Linked DNA regions of Homo sapiens: regions 2, 3 and 4 are each linked to region 1. A link is a contact called in ENCODE Hi-C or POLR2A ChIA-PET data. All regions are on one chromosome and are shown on one strand. Each heading gives the region's core, a stretch centred on a gene start or an enhancer-like site at or near the end of the contact. The rest is flanking DNA. Distances are from core to core; before and after follow the strand shown. Region 1 holds the start of RADIL (Rap associating with DIL domain). Region 2 has its middle 40 kb from the start of FOXK1. Region 3 holds the start of FOXK1 (forkhead box K1). Region 4 overlaps FOXK1 (forkhead box K1).

Region 1 (3,748 bases), core at 851-3,350:
ACTTGGCAGGCTGAGGCAGGAGAATCGCTTGAACCCCAGAGGCAGAGGTTGCAGCAAGCCGAGATCACGCCACTGCACTCCAGCCTGGGCAACAGAGTGAGACTCCGTCTCAAAAAAAAAAAAAAAGACAAAAATTATAAAAAGGCCCCCAAATACAATGGAAAAGTGAGTTGATATTTGGGGCCCAGGGGTGGATATATGTTTTGTAAGGTCTGACATTTACATAATTCTTCTTTAATAAAAAACAAATAGAAAATTACAAACACACAACTGCTAGGTCTCCTCCCAGGGTCTTAGAAGCTTGAACTTCAGAAATGTTGTTCCCCCCACTTCCCCCCACCCCTGCTTTTCCCACAGTTTCCGGAGCCGGATTCGAAGGCAGAGGCAGAGTTAGCAGTATCATGAAACAGGAGAAAATGTAAGCAGAGAGAATATGATTGACTCCTTTCCAATAACTCCTTCTTAAGCCCCCAGAAGTCCCTGTTACACAAACCTTATCTGTTTTGGGATTTTCAGAAAGCATTTCTCTCCGTTTGGTCATCCTCCCTTGGCCAGACCAGAGGGTGCCCACTTGTTCACACGCTGCCCGCTTCCGAATCCCAGAAGGCGGAGCCTGGCCTGTTTGTGAGAATGGGATGGACTCGTTTTTTAAAAGGCCAAGGGGAGTGCAGGAAAATCCGACCGGGCGGAGCACGCCCTGGGTAACAAGATCTGTTTTTCTGGAAGTGCGACCGGCCTCTTCTGCCCCATTCGCTCCTCTGTGACACAAATACTTGGGGAAAGCGCAGGGCTCGGACAGCGAGGGTGTGGGGCGCTGGCTGGTGCTGCTCTTAGAGAATGTTTTCTCTTGTTCTCAAGGAAGGGTCCAGTTTCTGATGAAAAACAAGCTCAAGTCCCAGCGGCGAGTACAGGGAGTGAGGTCAGTGCTGCGCTGACGACATGGGTGGAGCGACCTCTCTGCTCCAACAGGACAATGTGGAACCCATTATCATTTCCAGCAGGAGGGAAAACGAAGCGCAGACTTTACACACTCAGCTCTCTCCCCTCCTTCCATGAATCCTATCTTTACAGCCCCAGCCCGAGCCACGCTTTCAAATGCAAACATAATTCAATCAGATTTAATTCTGACCTGCTAGCTGCTGGAGAGGAGACCGACTTGCCCCCCAGCAAAAGGGACTTTCAAGACTGGTTCCTGTCTGGAATGCACAAGAGGTGGCCTATATTAACCGCGGGACACGAGCAATCAGATTCTTCTGTGCAATTCAGATTAGCCAAACACTTGACAGGCGACAGGGCAGGGCAGGATGGTCCGCAGCCCCGCCAGGGCCCTGCCAACCCCACCAACAGGCTCCTCCTGCGAGGCCCCAGGAGCTCGGCTCAGCATCTGTTATCTTGGATGCAGTATTTGTCGAGGGGCTGGAAATGGTACATAAATAGCCGGGAAACAATGCTTTGAGCTGGCGCACGAGTGGGGATCGGGCTGCAACCGGGACGGGGTATGTGCAGGGGACGTCTCGCCGGCCCAGGTGGGAGAGCGCGCGGAACCCTGCGCCCCGCTCCCCCGCTGCGCCCCGCTCCCCCGCTGCGCGCCCCGGACGAAGCTCCCCCTCCAGGGCACAGCCGGGAAAACTGAGGGCCGAGAGTCCCCTGGAGTTGGGGGTCCGGGGCCCACGCGGACAGCCAGGCTCAGGAGCTCTCGGGGGTCGGCAGCGCGGACCCCCGGATCCCCGCAGGCTGGGCCGCCCTTGCCCGCGCTAGCCGGCCTCCGGGTACCGCCCCCCGGTCCAGGCCGGGGCCCGACAGCCAGTCGGTTCCCATGGCAACTGGGCAAACCTGCCCTCCGCGCCCCGACCAGCGGCCGGGAGTGTCCCCGAGCGCGCCCCGCGGCCTCCGCGCCCCAGGTCCCCGGCAGCGGCCGAGCAGCGCCCCTTACGAGCCACCCCCGGTTCCGCAGTCACTCCTCGCGCACCCCACACTCACCTCCGGCACAACCCGCCGCGCCGCCACGTTCCCGCGCTGCTCCCACCCGCCGTTGGCTGGGGCCGGCGCCCAGACCCGCGCGTGCCGCGGCGCCTCCTGCCGGCGGCGCAACGGGCGGGGCGGGGCCTCAAGGGGACGGGGCCACAAAGGGTGGGGCGGGGGAGAACAGGTGGGCTGGAGCTGGGCCTCGGCGCCCAATAGGCAGAAAGAAAGCCTCGAGGAGGCGGGGTCTCCAGGAGAGGGGCGGGGCCAACCTGCTAGAAAAGGCGGGCTGTGCTCTGGCGCCTCCTGCCGGCCGCCCAATGGACGGGGATGCAGCCTCGAGGGGGCGGGGCCTCACCGGAGAGGCGGGGTTTTGAAGAAAGGGGTGGGGCTGGTTGTGGAGAGGCGGGACTTGCAGCCCACCCACAGACTGCAGCTTAAGGAGGGGGGGTCCCCGGAGGAAGGGTGGGACCAGTTCTAAGTCCCTGAGCTGCTTGTGGGCTCTGGGCTCCTGCGGTTGGGTGGGCTATTTCGAGACAGCACCTTCTAGTAGCCCAGTGAGTGGGTGTAGGGGAGGGTAGAGCTGTGCCCCCAATTAATAAACATCTTCTAAGACATCGAAAAGGAACAAGGGAGGAATTTCCTCTCCCCTACCATCTGTCTCCCACCCAGAGTTTTAAAAGACAAATCAGGTCATGGCATTCCTGCTTACAATTATGCAAAAAAATGACCAGGTCAGCTCTGGGGCTCTGGCCCCAACTGCTCTCCCTGGGGACTTGTTTAAAAAGCAGCTCGTGACCTCGGCACTTTGGCTGGGGTTTTCCCTTTGAGGAATGTGGGCTAGACCTGGGAGATTCAGGTGGTTCGGAATATCAATATGCAGAATGTGGGCCTCGGGAGTGAACCTTTTTGTGGACAGCTATCGTGGTATGATTTCCGTAGTCATGACCCCATATTCGCGATGGAGGTCGGAGCAGACATTGATGAGTGTGGGAACAGACATTTATTGACCACCTGTGTGCCAGGCCCTAGGCAACTTTACCTAGGTCACCTCACTTAATGCTCACATCAATTCTTGTGAGACAGAGATGTCTGAGACATTCCAGGCCTCCCCTTTCCTCCACCTATCACCTGCTAATCCTAAAGTCCACCTCCTAAACCTTTTCTAATAAAAAATAGTGCCTCAAAGTCAACACAGAGAGACAGATTTGAGCCAGGCTCCTGTCTCCTTATTGATCAACTCACAATACGGACAAAAAAAGCTTTTGTCTCAAAAACTTAATGCAGTAAGATTGGCTTTTTTTTTTTTTTTTTTTTTTTTTTTTTTTGGAGACAGAGTCTTATTCTATTGCCCTAGCTGGAGTGCAGTGGTGTGATCTCAGCTCACTGCAACCACCACCTCCCAGGTTCAAGCGATTCTCCTGCCTCAGCCTCCCGAGTAGCTAAGGTTAACAGGCACCTACCACCACGCCCACCTAATTTTTGTATTTTTAGTAGAGACGGGGTTTTGCCATGTTGACCAGGCTGGTTTTGAAATCCTAACATCAGGTGATCCACCCACCTCAGTCTCCCAAAGTGCTGGAATTACAGGCATGAACCTCTGCACCTGATCAAGATTGGCTTCTAGCAGAGCAAGCGCAGAACCCTTTTGTTCAGTAATACTCCCATTTTTCAGATGAGAAAATAGAGACGCAGAGAGGTCAGGCTGCTGGAGGTAGAGACAAGAACTGAGCCAGGAATACAGGACCCTCTGTATACACACCAACCTCCTCGCCTACCCCAGGAA
Region 2 (3,748 bases), core at 443-2,942, 240 kb before region 1:
TGTGATCATGCCTGTAATCCCAGCACTTTGGGAGGCCAAAGCAGGTGGATCACCTGAAGTCAGGAGTTCAAGACCAGCCTGGCCAAGATGGTGAAACCCTGTCTCTACTAAAAATACCAAAATTAGCCTCGCGTGGCCTGTAATCCAGCTCCTTGGGACGCTGAGACATGGGAATCGCTTGAACCCAGGGGGCAGAGGTTGCAGTGAGCTGAGATCAGGCCACTGCACTTCAGCCTGGGCAACACAGCGAAACTCTGTCTCAAAAAATAATAATAATAAAATAAAGTTGTGATAAAATATACAAAACATTAGGGTAGTGGGGGGGACTAGGAAAAGGGGATGGTTGCTGGGTACAAAAATATAGTTAGATACATAAGTAAGATCTAGAATTTTCTAGCACAGCAGGGTGACCACAGTCAGCACTAATTTGCTGTACATTTTAGAATAACCAAGAGAGTGCAATTGGAATGTTCATCACACAGAAATGATGAATGCTGGGGGTGATGGAAACCCCATTTACCCTAATGTAATTATAATACAAAGATCTCATGTGTCCCATAAATCTATACACCTACTATGTACCCATAAAAATTAACAATTAAAAATTTTTAAATTAAAAATATAGGTCAGGCAAGGTGGCTCACATCTGTAATCCCAAAACTTTGGGAGGCTAAGGTGAGAAGATCGCTTAAGCCCAGGTGTTCAAGACCAGCCTGGGCAACATAGCAAGACCTAATCTCTGCCAAAAATAGAAAAAAACATAGCCAGGCACGGTGGCTTACGCCTATAATCCCAGCACTTTGGGAGGCCGAGGCAGGCAGATCACCTGAGGTCAGAAGTTCGAGATTAGCCTGGCCAACATGGTGAAACCCCGTCTCTACTAAAAATACAAAAAAATTAGCTGGGCGTGTTAGTGCACGCCTGTAATCCTAGCTCCTCAGGAGGCTGAGGCAGGAGAATCGCTTGAACCCGTGAGGCAGAGGCTGCAGTCAGCCGAGATCGTACCACTGCACTCCAGCCTGGGCAACAAAGCAAGACTGCGTCTCAAAAAAGAAAAAAAAAATTAGCTGGGTGTGGTGATGCCTGCCTGTGGTCTCAGCTATTTGGGAGGCTGAGGTAGGAGGAACGCCTGAGTCCGGGAGGTGGAGACTGCAGTGAGCTGTAATGCCACCATTGCACTCCAGCCTGGGCAACAGAACAAGACCCTGTCTGAAAAATAAAAGTAAAAATTTTAAATTAGAGATATATAGATATACACAACATAAACTGCACTCCACCCATTTTAAGGCTAAATCGTACTGCATGGTATGCTCCTCCCTAGGACTGATGTGTCTCGAGGGGGCCTCTTAGCTGCTGGGTGCAGCTGCCCAAGGGGGCACTGCGGGGCCCGATGCCGCCCTCCATCCAGGTCACCACTGCACCTCCACGACCACCCACAGAGGCCCCACTTTGCAGGCGAGAGCCCGGGCTCAGAGGCCAGTGGCCGGCCTGCGCAAGGACACGCAGCAGGTGAACCCTCCGCAAGGCGAGGAGCAGGGCTGGGAAGGGCGAGGGCGCCTCTCCGCGCCCCTCCCCTGCCCGGCCACAGAGCCCGGCCCCGCCCCGGGCCCTGCTCGCGGCCCGCCCTGCGCCGCCACTGCGCAAGCGCAGGAGGAGCAGCGTGGCGCAACCTTAAGGCGCATGCGCGGCCGGCGCAGACTTGCGGAAGGCTCCGTTCCCCTCGCGTGAATCCGCCGATCCGGGCTTTGGGGCCCGCCGGGAGCTCTGTTTATAAACACACGGCGCGGCTGCCGGCGAGGGGTAACCCTAAGGGGAGTGGGGTCGGAGGTCAGAGGTCAGCGGGCGCGGGGTCGCCGGCTGTGAGACCGGCCCCGCCACCCTCGGGGACTGCTGGCTGCGCAGCGTGGCCAGCCGGACCGCCCTACTGCGCACCGGGGCTGCCGGGGCGCCACGTGGTGCGCACGTGGTCCGGCCCCGGCGCGGCAGCTCCCCTCCCCCACCACGCGAGCCTGGCCGCAGCGCCCGCTGGCGGCGCGGCGTTGCACATTGCGCGTGCGCACAACTCGCCGCGAGGCGCCTTCCGGTGGCGCGGCGGGGTCGGTTGCCTCCTCGCGACGGCTGCGCCGGGATGTTCCGGGGCGGTGGGGTCGCCTGCCCAATGTCGGGTGCGCGAGTGACGGGTGGAAGCTGGATTTGTGCGCGTTCTTCAATGCTCCAAAGGGAGGAGGGAGCCTCCGAGAGTCCACGTGGGGCCGGTGGGATTCGCAGGGTCCGTTTTCTAAACATTGGGTGTCCTCGAACCTGGGGGCGCGGGCTGTGTCCGCCCCCAGCAGGGATGACCATGCCTGGGTCAGTGGCTGCATAAATAAATAAACGAATGGGGAGGAAATTGATAAAATATTAAAAGAGTGTTGTTTCAGAGTTTTTACTATGTCACCTCTTACAGATTTATGAGAGTTTGTTGTTTTTTGGAGAAGAGGGGTCTCCCTATGTTACCCAGGCTGGTCTCAAACTCCTGGGCTCAATCCATCCGTCCGCCTCAGCCTCCTGAAGTGCTAGGATTACAGGCGTGAGCCATGGTGCCCGGCCTGTTGATGAGATTCTACGTGAAATATATTGGGCGTTACCTAAGCACTCAGTCAGTGGTAGTTCTTATAGTTGTTGCTTAAAAACAGAAAGAAATGTCATACCGTGTTCTAAAAGGATTTGAGAAAGGTTTGCAAAGACTAAAAAGCAAGTGGCAGGGAAAAATAACATACGCAAACTTCCTCCTGACTTTTTCTGCCATTTTATAGCAAAGGCTCAGAATTGCATTGCCATTGTCGGTTGTTTCGGTAAAATTAGTGTTCCTCAAGTTATCTACTCCAGGGACATTTTTTTTTTCTTGAGACAGGGTCTTACTCTGTTGCCCAGGCTCGAGTGCAGTGGCACAGCCATGACTCACTGCAGCCTCAGCCTCCGGGGTCAAGTGATTCTCCTGCTTCAGTCTCCCGAGTAGCCGGGATTACAGGCGCGAGCCTCCATGCCCAGCTAATTTTTGTATTAATGTACTTTATAGGAGACAGGGTTTTGCCATGTTACCCAGGCTGGTTTCGAACTCCTGGCTTCAAGTAATCCTCCCACCTTAGCCTCCCAAAGTGCTGAGATTACAGGCATGAGTCACCACACCCAGCTCAGCAATATCCTTTATTATTTTATTTTTTATTTTTGTAGAAACGAGTCTCACTGTATTGCGCAGGCTGGTTTCAAACGCCTGGCCTCAAGCAATCCTCCCACCTCAGCCTCCCAAAGTGCTCGGATTACAGGTCTGAGCCACCGCTGCCAGCGCATCTTAAATACAGTCATGCATCGCTTGGGAAAGGGGATACCTTCTGAGAAATACATTGTTAGGCAATTTCATCCTTGTGTGAACATCATAGTGTGTAATTCCACAAACCTGGATGGTACAGCCTGTTGCTCTTAAGCTACAAACCTTTAACAGCATGTTAATGTGCTGAATACTATGAGCAATTGTAACACAATGGTAAGTATTTACGTATCTAAACGTAGAAAAGAGAAGGTAGGCCGGGCGCGGTGGCTCACGCCTGTAATCCCAGCACTTTGGGAGGCCGAGGCTGGCGGATCACGAGGTCAGGAGATCGAGACCATCCTGGCTAACACGGTGAAACCCCCGTCTCTACTAAAAATACAAAAAAAATAGCCGGGCGTGGTGGCGGGCGCCTGTAGTCCCAGCTACTCGGGAGGCTGA
Region 3 (3,748 bases), core at 1,249-3,748, 200 kb before region 1:
AAATGTGGAAACTGCACCGCCTTTTTAGGGGAACCTGAACTGGCAATGGAGGACCAGGCTACTGAAGTCCGAAAGGGATCCCAATGATGCCCACGTTTGCCACTCCCTGTTTTCAGCTAAGATTTCTCTCTGGGGCATTCTCTCAGATCTGTCTTAGCTGGATCTAGCATATTGAATGAGTGAAGGGCTCCAGAAAGAAAGAGAGATAGGCTGGGCGTGGTGGCTCACGCCTGTAACCCAGCATTTGGGGAGGCTGAGGTGGCAGACTGCTTGAGCCCCAAAGTTGAACACCAACTTGGGCAATATAATGAGACCCTGTCTCTATAAAAAAATTGAAAAAGGCCAGGTGAGGCGGCTCCCGCCTGCAGCCCCAGCACTTTAGGAGGTCGAGGCAGGTGGATCACCTGAGGTCAGGAGTTTGAGACCAGCTTCACCAACATGGTTGAAACCCCGTCTCTACTAAAAATACAAAAATTAGCTGGGTGTGGTGGCAGATGCCTGTAATCCCAGCGACTTGGGAGGCTGAGGCAGGAGAATCGGTTGCAGTGAGCCGAGACTGCACCATTACACTCCAGCCTGGGTGACAGATTAAGACTCTGCCTTAAAAAAAAAAAAAATTAAAAATTAGTCGGGCATGGTGGCTCATAGTCCCAGCTACTTGGGAGGGTGAGGTGGGAAAATCACCTGAGCCCTGAAGGTTGAGGCTGCAGTGAGCTATGATTGTACCACTGCACTCCAGCCTGGGTGACAGAGTGAGACCCTGTCTCAAAAGAAAAAGACAAGAAAGAGAGAGAAGGAAGGAAGGGAGGGAGGGAGGGAAAGAAAGGAAGGAAGGAAGGAAGGAAGGAAGGAAGGAAGGAAGGAAGGAAGGAAGGAAGGCAGGCAGGCGGCCGGGCACGGTGGCTCCCGCCTGTAATCCCAGGACTTTGGGAGGCTGAGGCGGGCAGATCACCTGAGGTCGGGTTTTCAGGACTAGTCTGACCAACACGGAGAAACCCCATCTCTACTAAAAAAATACAAAATGAGCCGGGCCTGGTGGTACATGACTGTAATCCCAGCTACTTGGGAGGCTGAGGCAGGAGAATTGCTTGAATCCAGGGGGTGGAGGTTGCGTTGAGTCGAGATTGCGCCATTGCACTACAGCCTGGGCAACAAGAGCGAAACTCCGTCTCAAAAAAAAAAAAAAAGAAGGAAGGAAGGAAGGGAAGAAAGAAAGGAAGGAAGGAAGGAAAGGAGGAAGGAAGGAAGGAAGGAAAGGAAGGAAGGAAATGGAGGGAGGAAGGGAGGGAGGGAAGGAAGGAAAGGAAGGAAGGAAGGAAAGGAAAGGAAGGAAGGGAAGGAAAGGAAGGAAGGGAAGGGAAGGAAGGAGAGGAAGGGAAGGGAGGGAGGAAGGGAAGGAAGGAAGGAAAGAAGGGAGGGAGGGAAGGAAGGAAGGAAAGGAAGGAAGGAAAGGAAAGGAAGGAAGGAAAGGGAGGGAGGAAGGAAGAGAGGGAGGGAAGGAAGGAAGGAAAGGAAGGAAGGGAAGGGAAAGAAGGAGAGGAAGGGAAGGGAGGGAGGAAGGGAAGGAAGGAAGGAAGGAAAGAAGGGAGGGAAGGAAGGAATGAAGGGAAGGGAAGGAATGAAGGGAAGGAAGGGAAGGAAGGAAGGAAGGAAAGAAGGAAGGAAGGATGGATCAGGGATTCAGGGATGGATCTCAAGTGGTCTTCAGTTACAGTAGAGTATGATGACCTTTAATCTGAGGGCTTAAGAATGATCAGGCCTGGCACTGTGGCTCACACGGGTAATCCCAGTGCTTTGGGAGGTCGAGATAGATAGATCACTTGAGACCAGGAGTTTGAGACCAGCCTGGCCAACATAGCAAGACCCTGTCTCTATAAGAAGTAAAAAAATTAGCTGGGCGTGGTGGCACTTGTGAGGCAGAGGCAGGAGGGTGACTTGGGCACAGGAGGTGGAAGCTGCAGTGAGCTATGATTTTGCCACCGCACTGCAGCCTGGGCGACAGAGCGAGGTTAGAATATAAACATATGTATTGTATATAATACACATATATTTTATCTTCTGTCTATCTTACACTTTAGGGTTGGGGGCCTGGAGTGTCTGGGGCGGGGAGACTGCTGAGGTCATCCGTCCCTTTCTCCAATGACCCAGGCTCAAAACTTTGTGGCTGGGCATTTCAGGGGTCCCCTCTTCCCCCTGGATGGAGGAAAGGGCGCCCGCCGCCTGCAGCCCCGCGGGGAGGGGACGAGGTGCGCCGGGCCCAGCTCTCCCGGGGGCCCGCCGGCCCTCCCGGCACAGGCCTCGCCCCCAGCCCCGCGCTGGCGCGCGCCACGTGGGCTACGCTGGGCGGGACCGGCGGGCGGGCGAGGCGAGGCGCACGGTGGGCTGGGAGGCTCCGCTCCGCGCCGGCGCGATCTGGCCCGGGTTTCCGCGCCCGCCCAGCGCCCCGACCTCCCCGCCCCCCGCGCCGCCGCTGCAGCCGCCGCCGCCGGAGGCCGCTCGGAGCCGCGCGAACATGGCCGAAGTCGGCGAGGACAGCGGCGCCCGCGCCCTGCTCGCGCTGCGCTCGGCGCCCTGCAGCCCAGTGCTGTGCGCCGCAGCCGCCGCCGCCGCCTTCCCCGCGGCCGCACCCCCGCCGGCCCCCGCGCAGCCCCAGCCTCCGCCCGGGCCGCCGCCGCCGCCGCCACCGCCGCTGCCTCCGGGCGCGATCGCGGGCGCGGGCTCCTCCGGGGGCTCCTCCGGGGTATCCGGGGACTCCGCGGTCGCGGGCGCGGCGCCGGCCCTGGTGGCCGCGGCGGCCGCCTCGGTACGGCAGAGCCCGGGGCCGGCGCTGGCGCGGCTGGAGGGCCGCGAGTTCGAGTTCCTCATGCGCCAGCCCAGCGTCACCATCGGCCGCAACTCGTCGCAGGGCTCGGTGGACTTGAGCATGGGCCTGTCCAGCTTCATCTCGCGGCGCCACCTGCAGCTCAGCTTCCAGGAGCCGCACTTCTACCTGCGCTGCCTCGGCAAGAACGGCGTCTTCGTGGACGGGGCCTTCCAGAGACGCGGCGCGCCCGCCCTGCAGCTGCCCAAGCAGTGAGTGGCCCCGCGACCCCCGCCGCCCGCACCCGGGGCTCGCCCACGACCTCGATCTCTGAGGCCCGGGCCTGGGGATCCCCCTCCAGCTTCCTCGGCCTCGACCCCCACCCCCCGGCCCACCCCCGGTAACCCCCGACCGGCCTGGACTCCGGGGTCAACCCCGACCCCCGCCTCCTGGCTCCCTAGGATCACCCCGACCCCGATCCTGGAGGCTCCAGCCTGAGGATCTCCTCCACTTTCCCCGGTCTGGATACCCCGTCGCCCCCGACCCCCACCGGCCTGGACTCTGGGGTCAGCCCTGACCCACACCTTGCGGCTCCTGGGGTCACCCCTGACCTCATCTCCCACCGGCCTGGGCTCCTGGAGCCACCCATACCCCAAGCCCATCTGGCTGGGCCTCTTAGACCCCTGACCCAGATCCCTGCTGCTCCCCAGCTCCCATCGGCCTGGACTCCGGGGTCATTCTGAACTCCCACTGGCCTGGATCCCTGGGGTCATCTACGTCCCTACCCTGCCTAAACACGCAAGGTTAACCGCGACCCCCACTTCCTAGGCCCCCCCGGAGTCACCCCTGACCGCTAACCCCACAAGCCTGGGCTCGCAGGGCCACTCCCACCCCAGCTCCACCCAGCTGGGTTACTGAGGTCACCTTGACCCCAGTCCCTGCTGCCTG
Region 4 (3,748 bases), core at 1-2,500, 140 kb before region 1:
TCCCTGGTTCAAGCAATTCCCCTGTCTCAGCCTTGAGAGTAGGTGGGAATACAGGCACATGCCACCACGCCCGGCTAATTTTTGTGTGTTTTTAGTAGAGATGGGGTTTCACCGTATTGAAAGAAAGAAAAATGTTTTGGTTTGCTCCGGGAGGGGGCTTAAAAAAATAAAACTATTTCCCAGTGTTAATCCAAATTTGCATAGTAAAGTCGCTTTTATTACAAGAGAGGTTGTGGTTTGCGAAGGAGTTAAGTGATACCTGTGTTTTAAATTACGGCAGGGAAAATACTGTTTATTTTTATTTTATCTTAGCTTCAGGGGGTACACGTGCATATTTGTGACATGGGTATATTACTGGTGGGGATTGCGCTTCTGGGGTTCCCGTTACCTAAAGGGTGAACCGCGTACCCCGTAGGTCATCTTTCACCCCTCGCCCTCTCCCGCCTCCCTGCTTAGGAGTCCCAGTTTCTCATTGTTTCGATCTTCCTGTTCCCGGGTACCCACTGTTCAGCCACTGCTTGTAAGCAAGAGCAGGCGCTGTGCGGTATTGTTTCTGAGTTGGTTCACTTGGGATAAGCGCCTCCAGCTCCATCGCGTTGCTGCCCAGGTCAAGATTTCATTCTTTTTTATAGCTGGGAGTAAAGAAATTGTGTACTGAGCACCTGAAGCTCTTGCAGCTGGAGCTGTTCTGAGAAGCTGGGTGGCGGCCTCCTGTGACTGCGAGTCCCCGTCAGGGGGTGCGAGCAGCTCCCTGGGCCTGCACCTGCCCTGCTCTTGCTGCGGGAGCCAGGAAGGTGGGGGGCCACCCCTTTCCCCTCCTTCCGCCCAGTCCTGTTCTTTGAAACCGCCCTGTGCAAAGACCGGATTCTTGTTGGGGAGAATTCTGTGCGGAGAAAGTAGTAAGTTAGGGACTGGCTGTCTGGCTTTTTGGCCTTCCATTGTTACAATAAAAGCCTCTCTGTTTACATCCGTTTATCTTAGCACCCTGGAATTCAATTGAGTGTTTAGAAACCTCAGAGGCCCTTGAGGTTTTCCCTGCCAAGATACTTTTCAGTTTGAGTTTCTGCTGTAGGGTGGAGCCGGCGTGTTTACAAACACTCCCTGCCCTTCCCTGCCACCTCCCCACTCTCCTCCTCTCTGGCTGCGCTCCCTAACAGATCGGGAGGTGGGAGCGGGGCCAGGCCAGAAGAGCTGGCTGCCTGCAAGGCTGTCCCCTCCCAGTGCCGCCCCGCCCCCGCGGTGCCTGCCTTCCTAATTTGGTGTGCATTCGCCTCGCCAGTCCTCATTGGCCGTGGAGTGGCTGGCTCGGTGTAGGCCGGGCTCGCCCAGGGCCCCTCATTCCCAGGAGTCGGGAGTGGCTTGGGAGCGGCTTTTTCCTGGGGGAGCCTCCCTGATCAGCTGCCCCTGCCCCCGCCCCCCGCGCCACCCTGCGTCCTTCCTTTCCGTTTCTCGCAGGCCCTCGCTCCTTTTCCCAGGGTGGGTGGGTATGGGTGTGGGTGTGTGGTTTTGTGTGTGTGTGTGTGTTTCTGATTTATTTTTTTCTGCCCTGAAGTACTCCACCCAGAAAATGAATGAACTCTCTTTGAAATAAATTCTGCTATCTTTAGCAGAAGTTTGACCTTTTCTTTCCTTTTTGCAAAGAAGGATTTTTACAGGCCAGGCGCCCGGTGGCTCAGGCCTGTAATCCCAGCACTTTGGGAGGCTGAGGCAGGCGGATCACCTGAGGTCAGGAGTTCGAGACCAGCCTGGTCAACATTGTGAAACCCCATCTCTACTGAAAATACAAAAATGAGCCAGGTGTGTAATCCAAGCTACTTGGGAGGCTGAGGCAGGAGAATTGCTTGAACCTAGGAGGCAGAGGTTGCAGTGAACCAAGATTGCACCACTCCAGACTGGGCGGCAGAGCGAGACTCCATCTCAAAAAAAAAAGTGTTTTTAGGAAGGAATTAAAGTATTTAATGAAAGAATTCAAGTAGTTAATCATTTTCTAGGTTCCATCAGACAGACACCAGTCTAAAAAGTGTTCCTTAGAGGTAGAGTTTTAAGAAAACTGCTGAAATTCAGTGAAAGGACATTGCACAGAGTGACTGTTTTTGCTCATGAGGGCAAGACTTCAAGAGCTGTTTCTCTTAAGGCTCTTCCTGATTTCTCCAACGTGGAGATCAAAAATGAAAGTAACTCGTACAATTCGGCGAAGGTCAGCAGTATGTAAATATACAGTAAAAATGCAGCAACTGACTTCAAAATCTTTCCCTTTTAATCATGATTTTTAAACAGTTCTGTCTTATTGCTAGATAACATTCAGTCCTAACTTGGTTTATGTTGTTTTGTAAAGTTAGAGGTCTTTTGAGTTTGGAGGTTATTGGATCTACGTTAGAAATACTCTCCTTTTTCTGACAACTTTGGTAGCTTCCTGCAGGGTGATTCATCTCTTTCAAAGTTTCTGGTTGGCTGGGTGTGGTGACGCACTTTGGGAAGCTGAGGCAGGAGGATTGCTTGAGGCCAGGAGTTCCAGACAAGCCTGGGCAGCATAGTGAGACCCCCATCTCTAAAAAAAAAAATTTTTTTGCTAATTAGCCAGGTGCAGTGGCTCATGTCTTTAGACCCAGCTACTCGGGAGGCTGAGGCAGGAGGATCGCTTGAGCCCAGCAGTTGGAGGCTGTGGCGAGCTATGATGTCACCACTGCACTCCAACCTGGGCAACAGAGCAAGACCCTGTCTCAAAAAATTAATAATTAAAAAACACAAGTTTGTGGCTGCAGCCTTCCGTGTGTTTTCAGCAGGGCTGCAGGAGGATTGTGGTGCGAATGTGTGAATCACCCCTAGCGGGAATCCTGCCTGGCTGATCTGGGCTGGCTGTGCCAGCATTTGCAAATCCAGTGAGGGTCCCTCTTCCCTTGTCTGCCTGTCCCTGTCCCTGTAGGCCTTGCTGCCCCTCCCCACCCCACCACACCCTCTTATGTCTTTTCCCAGCTGAGAACTCTGGGGAAGTAACTATTGTTTCCTCCACATGGGAAGGTTGGGACTTTCTGTCTTCCTTTTATTTTTCCCTCCTGCCTAGATCCCTTCGAGGGGCAACTTTGGCGCTAAAGTGTTGGGAGTTCGGAATGAAGCTTGGTAGGGAAGTCCTTGTGTTTGTCCGAATCTGTTGAAAGGACATCCCCACGCCCGCGTTTCCTGTAATCTCGGAGGGTCCTAGCGCCCGACTTCTCAGGTCAGCCTCGGGTGACAAGCGGCTTGTGTGGAGTAGGCCTGTTGCATGGCTTCTGTGCGGGCATGTTACGCACGAGGACAGCCCTTTCCGGGTTCCATGAGCCTCAGGGGAAGCAGGAGGCGCCTGCAGACACGGAGCTGACCCCGGAACCTGCCTAGCTGCGGGGCCGCCTCTCCGCTCAAGCACCCACTCAGCTCTGTGAGGTCTATGCCTAACATGAGAGCAGCTCCTGTTGAAGCCACCATGCTGGTTATTCTCACCAGGGCAAAGTGCACTTCAGAAACAAGTTAATTTTATTTTCTAAATTATTATTTTTAATGCTGGTTCCAATTTGGGTTTGGGGGGTTGATTTTGTTTTTGTTTGTTTGTTTTTTGGGACAGGGTCTCACTCTATTGCCCAGGCTGGAGTGCAGTGGCACAGTCACAGCTCACTGCAACCTCAACCTCCCGGGCTCAAGCGATCCTCCCACTGCAGCCTCCTGAGTAGCTAGGACTACAGGCACCCACCACCACACACACCCAGCTCATTTTTTA

The links. A loop is a pair of places that touch in the nucleus more often than their neighbours do. ChIA-PET counts read pairs that join two places held with the same protein, here RNA polymerase II (POLR2A). Pooled maps may share reads with other maps.
Region 2: a map of ascending aorta shows a loop between it and region 1 (10-fold over the local background). The contact joins the enhancer-like site here to the promoter of RADIL in region 1. A Hi-C loop is called at or near these places in 3 of 168 maps with a recorded cell type or tissue (ascending aorta, gastrocnemius medialis and naive thymus-derived CD4-positive, alpha-beta T cell) and 15 of 50 pooled maps.
Region 3: a loop to region 1 is called in a map of uterus, with 7 times the contacts of the local background. The contact joins the promoter of FOXK1 here to the promoter of RADIL in region 1. A Hi-C loop is called at or near these places in 4 of 168 maps with a recorded cell type or tissue (ascending aorta, heart left ventricle and uterus), 1 of 37 single-sample maps with no recorded cell type and 16 of 50 pooled maps. POLR2A ChIA-PET finds 5 or more read pairs at or near these places in 1 of 52 experiments (PC-3).
Region 4: a loop to region 1 is called in a map of ascending aorta, with 10 times the contacts of the local background. The contact joins the enhancer-like site here to the promoter of RADIL in region 1. A Hi-C loop is called at or near these places in 1 of 168 maps with a recorded cell type or tissue (ascending aorta) and 7 of 50 pooled maps. POLR2A ChIA-PET finds 5 or more read pairs at or near these places in 1 of 52 experiments (Caco-2).

What each region holds. Positions count from the first base shown.
Region 1 is chr7:4,881,616-4,885,363 of GRCh38, forward strand. It overlaps RADIL (Rap associating with DIL domain), which reads right to left and starts at 2,101. Exons shown (of 15, transcript NM_018059.5): 1 at 1,981-2,101. RefSeq lists enhancers at 803-1,097, 827-1,515, 1,516-2,203 and a silencer at 1,913-2,132.
Region 2 is chr7:4,640,164-4,643,911 of GRCh38, forward strand. No RefSeq gene overlaps it. Among named protein-coding and RNA genes, the nearest start is that of FOXK1, 40 kb to the right of the region's middle. RefSeq lists silencers at 1,457-1,656, 1,757-2,146. Within about 2 kb of position 1,693, at least 36 of the 41 ENCODE cell types and tissues checked have a DNase peak (open chromatin) inside an H3K27ac peak, as active enhancers do; they include ascending aorta and gastrocnemius medialis, where a contact is called at or near this core.
Region 3 is chr7:4,679,797-4,683,544 of GRCh38, forward strand. It overlaps FOXK1 (forkhead box K1), which reads left to right and starts at 2,499. Exons shown (of 9, transcript NM_001037165.2): 1 at 2,499-3,072. The coding sequence starts at 2,513. RefSeq lists enhancers at 1,500-2,000, 2,202-2,496, 3,356-3,748 and silencers at 2,210-2,579, 2,730-2,799.
Region 4 is chr7:4,743,966-4,747,713 of GRCh38, forward strand. All of the region lies in intron 2 of FOXK1 (forkhead box K1), which reads left to right. Among named protein-coding and RNA genes, the nearest start is that of AP5Z1, 30 kb to the right of the region's middle. RefSeq lists an enhancer at 488-537 and silencers at 1,228-1,327, 1,438-1,487. Within about 2 kb of position 1,251, at least 41 of the 41 ENCODE cell types and tissues checked have a DNase peak (open chromatin) inside an H3K27ac peak, as active enhancers do; they include ascending aorta, where a contact is called at or near this core.